Linked DNA regions of Homo sapiens: all the other regions are linked to region 3. The links are chromatin contacts, found by Hi-C or POLR2A ChIA-PET in ENCODE. All regions are on one chromosome and are shown on one strand. The core of a region is the stretch at or near the end of the contact, and the rest is flanking DNA. Distances in the headings are between cores, read along the strand shown.

Region 1 (3,738 bases), core at 353-2,852, 1.8 Mb before region 3:
AAGGAGAACATTGTGTTGGCCAAGGTGAAGCAGGATTTCTTCATACAAGCACTGAGACTTGATTTGGGACCTGGACAATAGTAGGACTTTGAAAGTTACTACTATAACCCCAAGAGAAGAGACTCTCCAGTGTTTGTAAGAATCACATGGATAAGTTGTTTAAAATGTGGATTCCTTGACCCTAACCAGGAGCTCAGTAGCTCTCATTTGGGGGGTTTAGTAATCTGGCTTTATAAAGACCATCCATTGGCGGGCACGGTGGCTCATGCCTGTAATCCCAGAACTTTGGGAGGCCAAAGGTGGGTGGATCATTTGAAGTCAGGAGTTCGAGACCAGATTGGCCAACATGGTGAAACTCTGTCTCTACTAAAAATACAAAAATGAGCTGGGCATGGTGGCATGCACCTGTAATCCCAGGTACTCAGGAGCCTGAGGCAGGAGAATCACTTGAACCTCGGAGGTGGAGGTTGCAGTGAGCCGAGATTGCACCACTGCGCTCCAGCCTGGGCAACAGGGCGAGACGCTACCTCAGAAAAAAAAAAAAAAAAAAAAAAAAAGAGCATCGAAGTGATGCCTGTTAAAGACACTACACAGACCACACTTTGAGAAACAATGCCTCAGAAGCTGGTTCACCTAATAGTTTTCTTAGGCAGAAAATCATATAATAGTGCCCTCTGTGGCACTACCTCCCAACACAAACTATTTTTATACTGCACGGAGATCTCATTTATAAAATCAAATATTCTCTTTTCCTAATGTATACTCAGTCAGGTGGAATTAACTAACCAGCTGGATCACACCGCATGTTTAGGAAATGGAGGAGAAAACCCTGGAATAAAGCCAGCCTCTTCACTGGCCACGGCTGTGCTTGGAATTTGTAAACCTGGTCATGCTTGTCATGTCCCTCAGGTATTGTCTAAATCAGGGTTTCTTAAACTCAGCACTATTGACATCTTGGATCTGATCATTTGTTGTTTGTGTGTGGGGGTGTCCCTTGTATTGCAGGATGTTTTGTAGCATCCCTGGCTGGCCTCTACCCATGGATACCAGTAGCAAACTCCCCGCCCTCTGCTGTGCCCATCTGTGACAGCCACTGAGGTCCTCAGAAGTTGCCAAAACTTCTTGGGGGAGGGCAGGGAAAAATCTCTCCCCAACCCTAGGTCTAAATCTAGTATTTAGTTTTTACTTTCCGCCCCCCCCCGGCTTTGTTTTTCGGAGATGGGGTCTCACTCTGCCACCCAGGCTAAAGTGCAGCGGTGTGATCATAGCTCACTGCAACCTTGAACTCTTGGGCTCAAATGACTCTCTTGCCTCAGCCTGCTGAGTAGCTGGGATTACAAATGTGTATCATCACACCTTTTTTCATTTTAATTTTTTTTGAGGTGGGGTCTTGCTATGTTGCCCAATCTAGTCTAGAACTCCTGGTTTCAAGAGATCCTCTCACCTCAGCTTCCTGGTAGCTGAGATTACAGGTGTGAGCCACCAAATCCAGTATTTCCTTGATGATGGCTTCCAGAGCCAGGGATCTCCTGGCAGATGGTGGAGATTTCTCTTTGGACCAGAGTTAGTACCTCTTGAAAGCCGAGCTGACTTGCTTGGAAGAACCTCAGACCTACTGTCCTTCAAATCAGTGCCCTCTTTCACTTCTCTACATGTCTCAAAACACCACTATTCAAATTAGTGCATAAGCCTAGGTTTCTGTTTCTGTTCTGGGACGTCTCTATTAAAATGCAGCTTCACTTGCCTGGAAAAGCTACAAACCCATTATAATCTTCAATAACTTAGAATATTATCTCAGAAGAGGCAAACTGGTCACCTAGGCAAAGGCCCAAGGAATTGGGGATGAGGATACACGTTTCAAGCATGAAAGCATGTCATTGGGACTGTGGTGTTGGCCACTGTGGGTAAGACCACTGTGCTGGCCTTCACACTTACTTGCCAGGTACCTCTGGGTGACTTCCCTAACCTCTCTGGAAATGAGTCTCCTTATCTGCAAAATAAAGATAACCACAGTATCTACTTTATTAGATGTTGTGAGGCTTATTAATAGAATATTGGTGAAGTGCTTAGCGCCATGTGTGGAATATAATAAAATGCTCAGTGGATGTCAGTTGTAAGTTGGATTATAAAGTAATTGTGTTGAGGTCATCTTGAGCTGCGCTGCTACAGTGTATGGTTTATGAGTGCAGGATGATCCTAGCTGCTCATGCATTGAGCATTAGGAGGAGGAGCTCCGGGCACAAAAAGGGCACCAGCTCCGGGCACAAAAAGGGCACCTCGAAAGTGGCAGTGAAAGGAATAGGATGCTTCAGAAAGGAAGGGAGTAGCCAGAAGACCCCTTGGTTTGGATAAGGATAATTAGGTTAAACAGCCTCTCTTCCCCTGCACACTCACTCCTTCCACAACTGACCTCTTTGTGCTCATTGTGTCTTGCAACACTGGCTATTTCATTTTTAAATCCCCTCTGTGCACAACTACAAAAGGTTCCAATTATCCTATTTCTGTCATCTCCCTTTATCCCACAAAGAAGACTCAAATTCCAAGGAAGTTAAGAAAGCCAAGTTTTAACCAATATCATATGTTTAAAAAAAAAAAAGAACTTTTCATGGTTACTTTTCTGCCTAAGCGGGACTGTAAATTCCCAGAGCAATAAACAGTATCCTCTTTATGTTTCAACGGTGCGGGATCTCCTACTGGCATGTGGCAAATACCAACATTATAATTACCAATTTGATGTTGTGAACAGCAGAAAAGAGTATTGCACTTTGTTTTCTCCCCGTCTTCCTCTTTTTCCTTTGAATAAATTTCCAAGGCCACGGAAAGGTATTAAAGTACACTGACAAAGAGACATTTAATCTGACTTTGTTCTCTTTTGCAAGGGTATCATAGATTGGGAAGGAGATCCGCTACCTAGACTGCATCAAAAGATCTTTGGCAGCATTTAAAATTGGCATCCTTCTTGCTTTGGTTGGCATTAGGGAACATATTTTCAGGAACCAGTTCTGAATTTGTGTTGACTTCTTCTTTCTCACTGCCCATAACTACAGAGTGGAGACTGCCATGATAAGCCATTTCTTTTTTTCTTTTAGGCAGAGTGCATCTCACTGCATTCACAGTGAGGAGAGCATTGGATGGCATCAGGAAGCCTGTATTCAACATCTATCGCTGATAGGTTGAGTGACCTCAGGCAAAAACAGTAATCTTTCTGGACTTCTTGTTCTGAAGCTTTTTTTAAAAAAACTCTAAACTTCTATGTTTGTGTGTTTTTAAATAAAACAACTTGTATCAGCCATTTCCAGGTAAACCTACAACCGGACCCCAAAAAATAAGCCTTTATTATTTTCTTTTTTTTTTTTTTTTTACCTCAAGTACCACTTAGGCAAGAAAAATGATTTTTCAATCAGAGCTCCTCTTTCTCCACATTTAGTCCAGATGATGCACCCAAAAAGATGCTACTGTCTCTCATTCCCTGCTCTCAGCTGGATTCTACTTCAGAAGGAAACAGCTGTGCCTTCTCACTAGATGACATTGCCCTTGACATGATTTGTAAATAAAGCACTGGAAATAATTTTGGGGCTGTTTTCACACCCACTTAATTTATTGATAATATCTTGCTAAAATCTGAATATTCAGTTATGTATTTTTAACATCTCATTACTTTCGCCTTGAATACAGCTGCAAAACGGAAGCCGACACTGGGAAACCCTTCCTTTCCAACAGGCCTGATGTTCAGTTTTG
Region 2 (3,488 bases), core at 177-2,676, 1.8 Mb before region 3:
AGGGAAGGGATGAACTTGGGAAAGGGAGAAGCTGACGGAGGTCTGCAAAGGTATTGGTCATGTGTATTTCATAAAATTAATTTTATTTGTATTCTTTAAGGAGTAAATAAACGTTCTAGGAACTCATTTATAGAAAAAGTAGAAAACAAGTATTTGCCACATTAAGCAGGTGCCCAGTGCAATGCAAGCTCTCTGGGCTTTGGTGGAGATCAGGGAAGGATTCTTGAGGAGATATCGAGTGAGAAGAATTCTGAGTAAGAATCGTGAAGGAGTCCTGTAGGCAGGAGAAAGACCAAATTAAAGGGCTGTGGCTTAAAGGAAGATGTTGCATAAGGGGTACTTGAAGGTGGTCCCTGGGCCTTTGACCCAGGCAGTAAGAGGACACTGGAGTTCGAAACTCCTAGATCCAAGGTGTTCCATGCTAGCAATGGGACATTTTAATATGTCTCCATATTTCCCTCAGCAAACTGGATAATTCAGAAAAAATCTAATGCACAATCTAATATGACTCACCACAACTAGAAAAAAATATTTAGAAATGGTAGAAATGTTCAACAGCTAAAAATTCCAATGAGAAATGATAGGTTGTGCATTTTAAAAAATAAAGAAATCATGGGCCTAGAATGCAATTTTCCTCACAATCACATTTCATGAAAGGCAATAATTAAAATGGTTAGTTTTAAAAAGTCCCTGAACCTGTTACATTTTCTCAGAAGCATTGGACCGAAATGCCTGGGCTCTTGTTTCCAAGGCTAGGTAATATTCAAAGCCCTTCAGTTAAAAAAAAAGGAGGATAATGCCATACTGCTCCCCTTTTACTACAATATTTGCAATGCATTACCCTTTCAAAATTGACAAGTTATGGTTAGAACATTTTTTAAAAACCATACATATGCATATACATCTATCCATCCATCTAACCAAGAATCATTTATGAAGCTATTATAAAACTCTCTGTCTGGAAGCAATGAGATAATAACTAAATAATTACAATAAAAATTAATTAAGGTATTCAAGAAGTGTTATGGAAATACAGAAGAGGAAGAGACTAAGTCTGCCTGTGGACTCAGAAGAGGGTAACAGAAGAGGGGCAAATTAGTTGGGTCTTGAAAGGCAAGCAGGAGCCGAACAAGAAGAGAAAAAAGGAAGTGTCCTCTGGGTAGCTGGTGGCACGGGCCTGAGTGGCATCCTTGGGTAATGCCCAGAAGCTTGAGTGGCTGAAGTGTGGCAAAGGTTGGAGGAAAGAGAATACTAGAAAGTGAAGCTAGATGCCAGAAAGGTAGGCTGAAACCAAGTGAGATGTAATCCTCTGAGGGCAATAATCAAGAACATTAGCAGCATTCTGGCAGGGCTATATCATGATCAAAGCTGTGTGTTCACAAGATGCAGGCAGAATGGAGGGTGGATAGTTGCCTGGGGAGAGACAGGAAGACAACTAGTGAGAAGGCTGGAAGGAAACCACAAGGACATTGCAAAACACTGTCTGGGGAAGAAATACTGAGTGACTTACATAAATCACTAAGGTCAGGGAGCTGTCTGAAATATTTAGGAGGTAGCCTTGCCAGTACTTGGAGCATGAACTGATGTGGAGTGGCCAGGGGTGGAAATAATTGAGCATGGTTTTAGTTTGAGATTTCCTGGATCCACTGAGGTATACAACTCAGGAAATAAGAAAAGCAGATTTATGAAGCAAGAAACTGTGTTAGATCTGGATCCTGTTGAGTTTGAAGTAATTGAGGAACTTCAGGACAGAGATATCAATGGGCAGAGCTCAGAGATGTGTGAAAGGGTGAAATCACCTAGGGGGGGTTTTGTGGGGAAGGCAGAGAGAAGGGGGTCTAAGATTAGATCCCTTGTACATCCTAACATTAAAAGCCCATTTTTCCTCAAATTGTTCCATGGATTGAAAATATATTGAATAATACTTGATCCACTCTTCTGTGACCAGATATATAGTGAATCTCTGTTTATTGATGAATCAAAGATGTCTTTTTGAATCAAATGCCTGTGTTAAATGGTTCAGACTATCTTTCAGAGTAGTGATGATTGAGTCCCCATACACAACTTATAGTCAGCTTGTCAGGCCCCGTACATAGAGCACGTGGTTCTTCCCACAGGCTCCTCAGTACACAGTACTAGGGAATATATGGAGAAAGAAGTACAGAGCCTTGTAGGTCTGAGATCCGTCATGGATGAAATGTATTCTCACCTAAACAAAATGATGAGGCCTGGTCAGAGACAAAGCCCTACACAGACCTCGCCTGCACACCCAGACCAGGCCCCACTAGTCACCTTTCGTGACAGTCTAGGGTCTACTGAATCACAGTGAGATCATTCTGAGATGTTCACGCCCAGGCACAGGAGCACAGAGGCAACTGGACAGCACTCTCCTTGGCCCGATGACCACTGTAATAATGAACACGGATGTAGCTTCAAAACTCTGAAGCATGTTATCACTTGATCCTTGAGATGGTTTGGATCTATGTCCCCACCCAATTCTCATATCAAATTGTAACCCCCAGTGTTGGAGGTGGGGCCTCGTGGGAAGTGATTGCATCATGGGATCGGTTTCTCATGGTTTAACACCATCCGCCCTGGTACTGTGGTCATGATAGTGAGTCTCACAGGGATATGGTTGTTTAAAAGTGTGTAGTGCCCCCTCCCTCTCTCTCCTTCTCCTGCTCCTGCCATGTAAGACGCCCCACTTCCCCTTTGCCTTCCTCCATGATTAAAAGCTCCCCAAGGTCTCCCCAGAAGCAGATGCCACCATGCTTCCTGTATAGCCTGTGGAACTGTATGTGAGCCAATTAAACCTCTTTTCTTTACAAAGTACCCAGTCTCAGGTATTTCTTTATAGCAGTGGGAGAACAGACTAACACAATCCTCATAAGAATTTTGTGTCTACTAATTTTACAAGGATAAAAGCTAAGGTCTATTAACTTAATCAAAGCCACATAAGCAGAGGGTTAGATTTAAGAACTGTCTCTGGTATTCTATAAAAGATAGTTCCTTCCGCTTTGTTTTAGGATCAGAAAGCAGTGCCTCGGGAAGAGTTAGTCCTTTTAATCTTTTAATGCACTTTCTGAGCATTTTTATAATAGGCCCCACAAAGATGTCCACACCCTAATCCACAGAACCTATAAATATACTCATTTCCATGGAAAAGGGGACTTTGCAAATATGATTAAGATGGAAGACCTGCAGATGGGAGATTGTCCTGGATTATCTAGGTGGCCCAATCCAATCACCAGTCCTTCAGTGGGAGAGGAAAGCAGAAGCGTGGGTCCGAGGGGCGCAACATGTGAAGAACTTGAGCCATCACCACTGGCTTTGAAGATGAAGGAAGGAGGCCAGGTTTAAGCAATGTGGGGGCCTCTAGAAGCTGGCAATAGACCTCAGTTTGTATCCAGCAAGAAAATGGGGACCTCGGCCCTACAGTCTCAAGGAACTGAATTCTGCCAACAGCCCAAGTAAGCATGAGACAAATT
Region 3 (3,479 bases), core at 586-3,085:
TCTCGTGCATGTTCTGGGCCACCACAGAGTCATCCACCTGCATCCAGAACTCCCCGGGCCCCGTCACGGCAGAACGGCCCACCTCGATGAAGAAGAAGTTTTCCGAGTGGCCACAGCGCCTGATGTTCATCAGCTGCAGCACCACGGCCGCTGCCTCCGAGTTCAGCTTCACGAAGCTGATGGTCTTGCTGGTCAGGCAAAGGCGGTAGATACCAATCAGGTTCTTTGTCTGACCCAGGCCCTTGGGCTTCAGGATCACTTGCCAGACCTCTTTGAATGCGGGTCCTGGGGGCACGTCACCGTAGCTCAAGTCCTCCCCAGCCTCACCAAGGCCGGAGCTGCCGCTGCAGCTGCCCCCACCACCTCCCGCCCCGAGGGCCGCAGCTCCGTCGTGGTGGCCCTTAGCACGGTTGTGCAGCTGTAGGAGAGCCTGGTACCAGCTGTCTTGCTCGGCCTCGCTGTCCGCCGCGATGGCAAAGTGCTCGTCCCGGGTGTAGAGAGCCACCAGGTGCTTGTTCTTGGAGTCAGCCCGCTTGTTGATGTTGAAGCAGCTCTCAAGGGGGATCGAGCGTTTGGGGGCGCTCGACTTGTGCCGCCACTTCTTCTCGTTCTCGTAGTACTCGAGGCGCGCCGGGCCCCCAGCCTCGCTGGCCGCGCGCAGTACGAAGAAGCGTTTGTGCATGCTCTTGGGTTTGCGCAGGTAGCCCACCTTGCGCACGTCCGAGAAGCCATCGCTCTCCGGAGGGCTCGCCATGCTGCCACCGCCACCACCAACGCTGAGCAGAGGGAGGCTCCGAAAAACAACCGGGTGGGGGGCGGAGGCTCCTCGCCGCGGCCCGGCACATGCAAACAGGGCTGGAGGCAGCAGAAACCCCGACTCTGAAATCCACGCCGCCCCCCGCGCCGGGGAGGGGCAGCTGAAGGAGGACGCAGCTGCTGAGCCCAGGAGAGAGCCCGACCGGAGTTTTCGGGCGCTTCACGCCCGGCGGGGAGGCAGTGCGTCCGGGGTGAGGGCAGCCCCGATCCTCCGAGAGCCAAGTCTCCTCTCAGCCGCCGCCGCCACCAGGAAGGAGCGAAGATGCATCTCTCGTCGCCCCGGCTGGAGTCCGGCACAGGGAGGCGACAGTCGGGGGTCCCTGCGGTGCCCCTCCAGGAGCGCGCGCGCGCGCGCGCCTTCCCTCCTGAGTTCCCCTCTGGAAGCAGCGATTCCCGAGGCAAATTAAATATCCTTGGGCAGGGGGAGGCGGGTTGCCAAGTCCCAACGTTGCACGGGGTTCTCCCTCCTCCTTCGCCTCCTCCCACCCCCCAACCGTCCCAGCCGCCACCAGCCGCCCAAATACCAGCTCAGTCGCAGAGACCGCGGCGCTGCGGCTGTTGCTGTTGCTGCTGCTGCTGCTGCTGCTGCTGCCGCCGCCCGCGGGCGCGTCCTCTGCAGCCCCCATCCGGGCCCATCTCGGCGGGTGGAGAAAGTGGCTTTTCCATGCGAAACGATACCGGGCAGCCACTGCAGCTGGGGACCGGCCGGAGGGACAGACTCATCCCTGCCCCTCGCTCCAGGCGGCTGGGGAGGAGGGGAGGGGACAAGGGCGAGAGGGGATGGGGGAGGTTTGGGAAGGGTTCGGGGAAGACGCCTGTTCCTCGGGAGGCGCTGCCGCTGCAGTTACTTCTCCCCTCCTCCCTCCTCCTCCTCCTCCTCGGAGAGTTGCCGAGAGCCCCAACCAAAACAAGCGGCGGCGTCTGGCTCTGCGCGCCGGCCCCCTCCGACCGCGCCGCCGTCTCACTCGGAGGAGAAAAACACGTGACGGAGCCTCCGCGCTCGGCAGCCGGGCAGCCGCCGCCGGGAGGCTCCCGCCCGGGTCTCTACATTCCGGGCCGAGCCCGCCCCGCGCCCGCCCCTCTCCGCCCCCCAGCCGTGCTGCAGCGGCGCCCGCGCCGACCCCGGCGCAGCGCTAGGACAGCGCCCCTGCGCGGCCGCCAGCTCCGGCGCAGCGCCTCCCTACACGCGCGCCAACCGGGGCGCCCCCGGCCCGCAGGAATCCCCGCGGCGGGCGCAGGCGGGGGTGTTTGGGTGGCTACCCGAAAGCACGAGGGGAGTCTGGGAAAACGGGAGGGGGCGAGCTCGGGAAGACGCAGGAGTGAGGGTGGGGGGCCACGGGGGGGCACTGCGGCTACAGAGCCCCGAGTGGGAGGCCGGGGGGAGGCGGGGGCGCCGGAGCTGGGCTGCCTCTTACCTATCAGGTAAGACTGACCCACGGGAGGGAGGTTTCTAGTCAAGGCTGTTTCCCCCAGGAAATTTAAAAGCTAGATTTCGGCTTCAGGGCGATAGGCCATGGTGAGGGGATCTGTATTTTTTAAGGTTTTTCTAAAGGACTTCTGGGCCAGCCTTCCACCTTGGGATCCCCAGATTTGCTGCCGTGAGGTACCTGGAAGGAACAGAGGGACGCCCAAGGGCAGTGACTGGGGGCAGTTATGGTCACTACAAAAGGAGAACAGGGATCCCCAGGAAGTGTCTCACGTCCGGCGCTGTGGAATTAGTTGCTGATCAAGTAGGGAGAAAATGTAAATATCACCTTTTCTCCTGCTCCCCTTGCCCATCCGTGTGACGGGGGGACTCACACCTAAGGCTGAGGGCATGGGGGAGGGGAAATGAGAGGTCCCTTATCATATTCCGAAGTCTATCCGTGACTTTAAAAAGCTGTTAGGGACCTTCAGAGGGTTCATAAGGCCAAAACCCTACTGTGCAAATATTGGCTGAAATGTTTGTTTCACACACAGCTCCCACACCCATTGAACCACCCTATAAGTTTTTAACCTTGACCACAAGGATAACAGGGAGAAAACAAGGATGGTGCCAGCTCAACTGTACAGGAAAATGGTTACTTCATGAGTGGACCAGATCAGCAGCCTGGGTCTACTTGAAGCGCCCCTTTCAGGGTCACCTTGCGGTATCAGTCTCCCCACAAACAAACGCTCCCCAGAGTTTTTTTATTTTTTAAGCCGACCTATAAACAAGCAGTTTGTCCCTGCTTGCTCGCCTGGCACTAAGGACCCACAGAGATGTCACTCGGTTTAATGCTGTCTCATTTTGATGCCTGGCCCGTTTGGGGTTGCCGCCCCTTTACTACGCCGGGACCCTCCTCGGCCTCAGGCTCCCAGGCACTGCAGGATGCTGGCTGGGCACTCAGCAGTCGAGGCGCTGGGCATGCTCAGTGGCTGGGACCCGGCGGGCCGCGGGGGAGCGCGCCTCGGCCCAATGCGGCTGAGGGGCGGAGCGAGTTTCCCGGGGAGGCCTGCTGATTGGTGGGATGGCCTGTTTTTCAAGCCTTGCACTGCAGAGGGAAGGTGGGGGTAGAAGGGTTGAGGGTACCAAGGTAGGTTGCAAAGCGTAGTAAAAAAAGAAAAAGAAGATGATGATGATGAAGGAGAAAAAGAACCATAGGCGCCATTCAGGGGTGTGCGATACGTAAATTAGGGGGATT

Evidence for each region. Hi-C counts contacts between places; a loop is a spot of excess contacts on that map. ChIA-PET counts read pairs that join two places held with the same protein, here RNA polymerase II (POLR2A). Pooled maps may share reads with other maps.
Region 1: a loop to region 3 is called in a pooled map, with 2.7 times the contacts of the local background. The contact joins the enhancer-like site here to the promoter of IRS1 in region 3. A Hi-C loop is called at or near these places in 2 of 168 maps with a recorded cell type or tissue (CD8-positive, alpha-beta T cell and naive thymus-derived CD4-positive, alpha-beta T cell) and 3 of 50 pooled maps. POLR2A ChIA-PET finds 5 or more read pairs at or near these places in 1 of 52 experiments (activated T-cell).
Region 2: a map of CD8-positive, alpha-beta T cell shows a loop between it and region 3 (2.1-fold over the local background). The contact joins the enhancer-like site here to the promoter of IRS1 in region 3. A Hi-C loop is called at or near these places in 1 of 168 maps with a recorded cell type or tissue (CD8-positive, alpha-beta T cell). POLR2A ChIA-PET finds 5 or more read pairs at or near these places in 2 of 52 experiments (activated CD4-positive, alpha-beta T cell and activated T-cell).

Annotation. Positions count from the first base shown.
Region 1 is chr2:224,956,094-224,959,831 of GRCh38, forward strand. All of the region lies in intron 1 of DOCK10 (dedicator of cytokinesis 10), which reads right to left. Among named protein-coding and RNA genes, the nearest start is that of MIR4439, 53 kb to the right of the region's middle. RefSeq lists an enhancer at 1,655-2,044. Within about 2 kb of position 1,603, at least 6 of the 41 ENCODE cell types and tissues checked have a DNase peak (open chromatin) inside an H3K27ac peak, as active enhancers do; they include CD8-positive, alpha-beta T cell, where a contact is called at or near this core.
Region 2 is chr2:225,024,950-225,028,437 of GRCh38, forward strand. All of the region lies in intron 1 of DOCK10 (dedicator of cytokinesis 10), which reads right to left. Among named protein-coding and RNA genes, the nearest start is that of DOCK10, 16 kb to the right of the region's middle. Within about 2 kb of position 1,427, at least 5 of the 41 ENCODE cell types and tissues checked have a DNase peak (open chromatin) inside an H3K27ac peak, as active enhancers do; they include CD8-positive, alpha-beta T cell, where a contact is called at or near this core.
Region 3 is chr2:226,797,985-226,801,463 of GRCh38, forward strand. It overlaps IRS1 (insulin receptor substrate 1), which reads right to left and starts at 1,836. Exons shown (of 2, transcript NM_005544.3): 1 at 1-1,836. The coding sequence starts at 754. It also overlaps a transcript of RHBDD1 not described here. RefSeq lists silencers at 655-704, 1,695-2,114, 2,135-2,204, 3,165-3,374.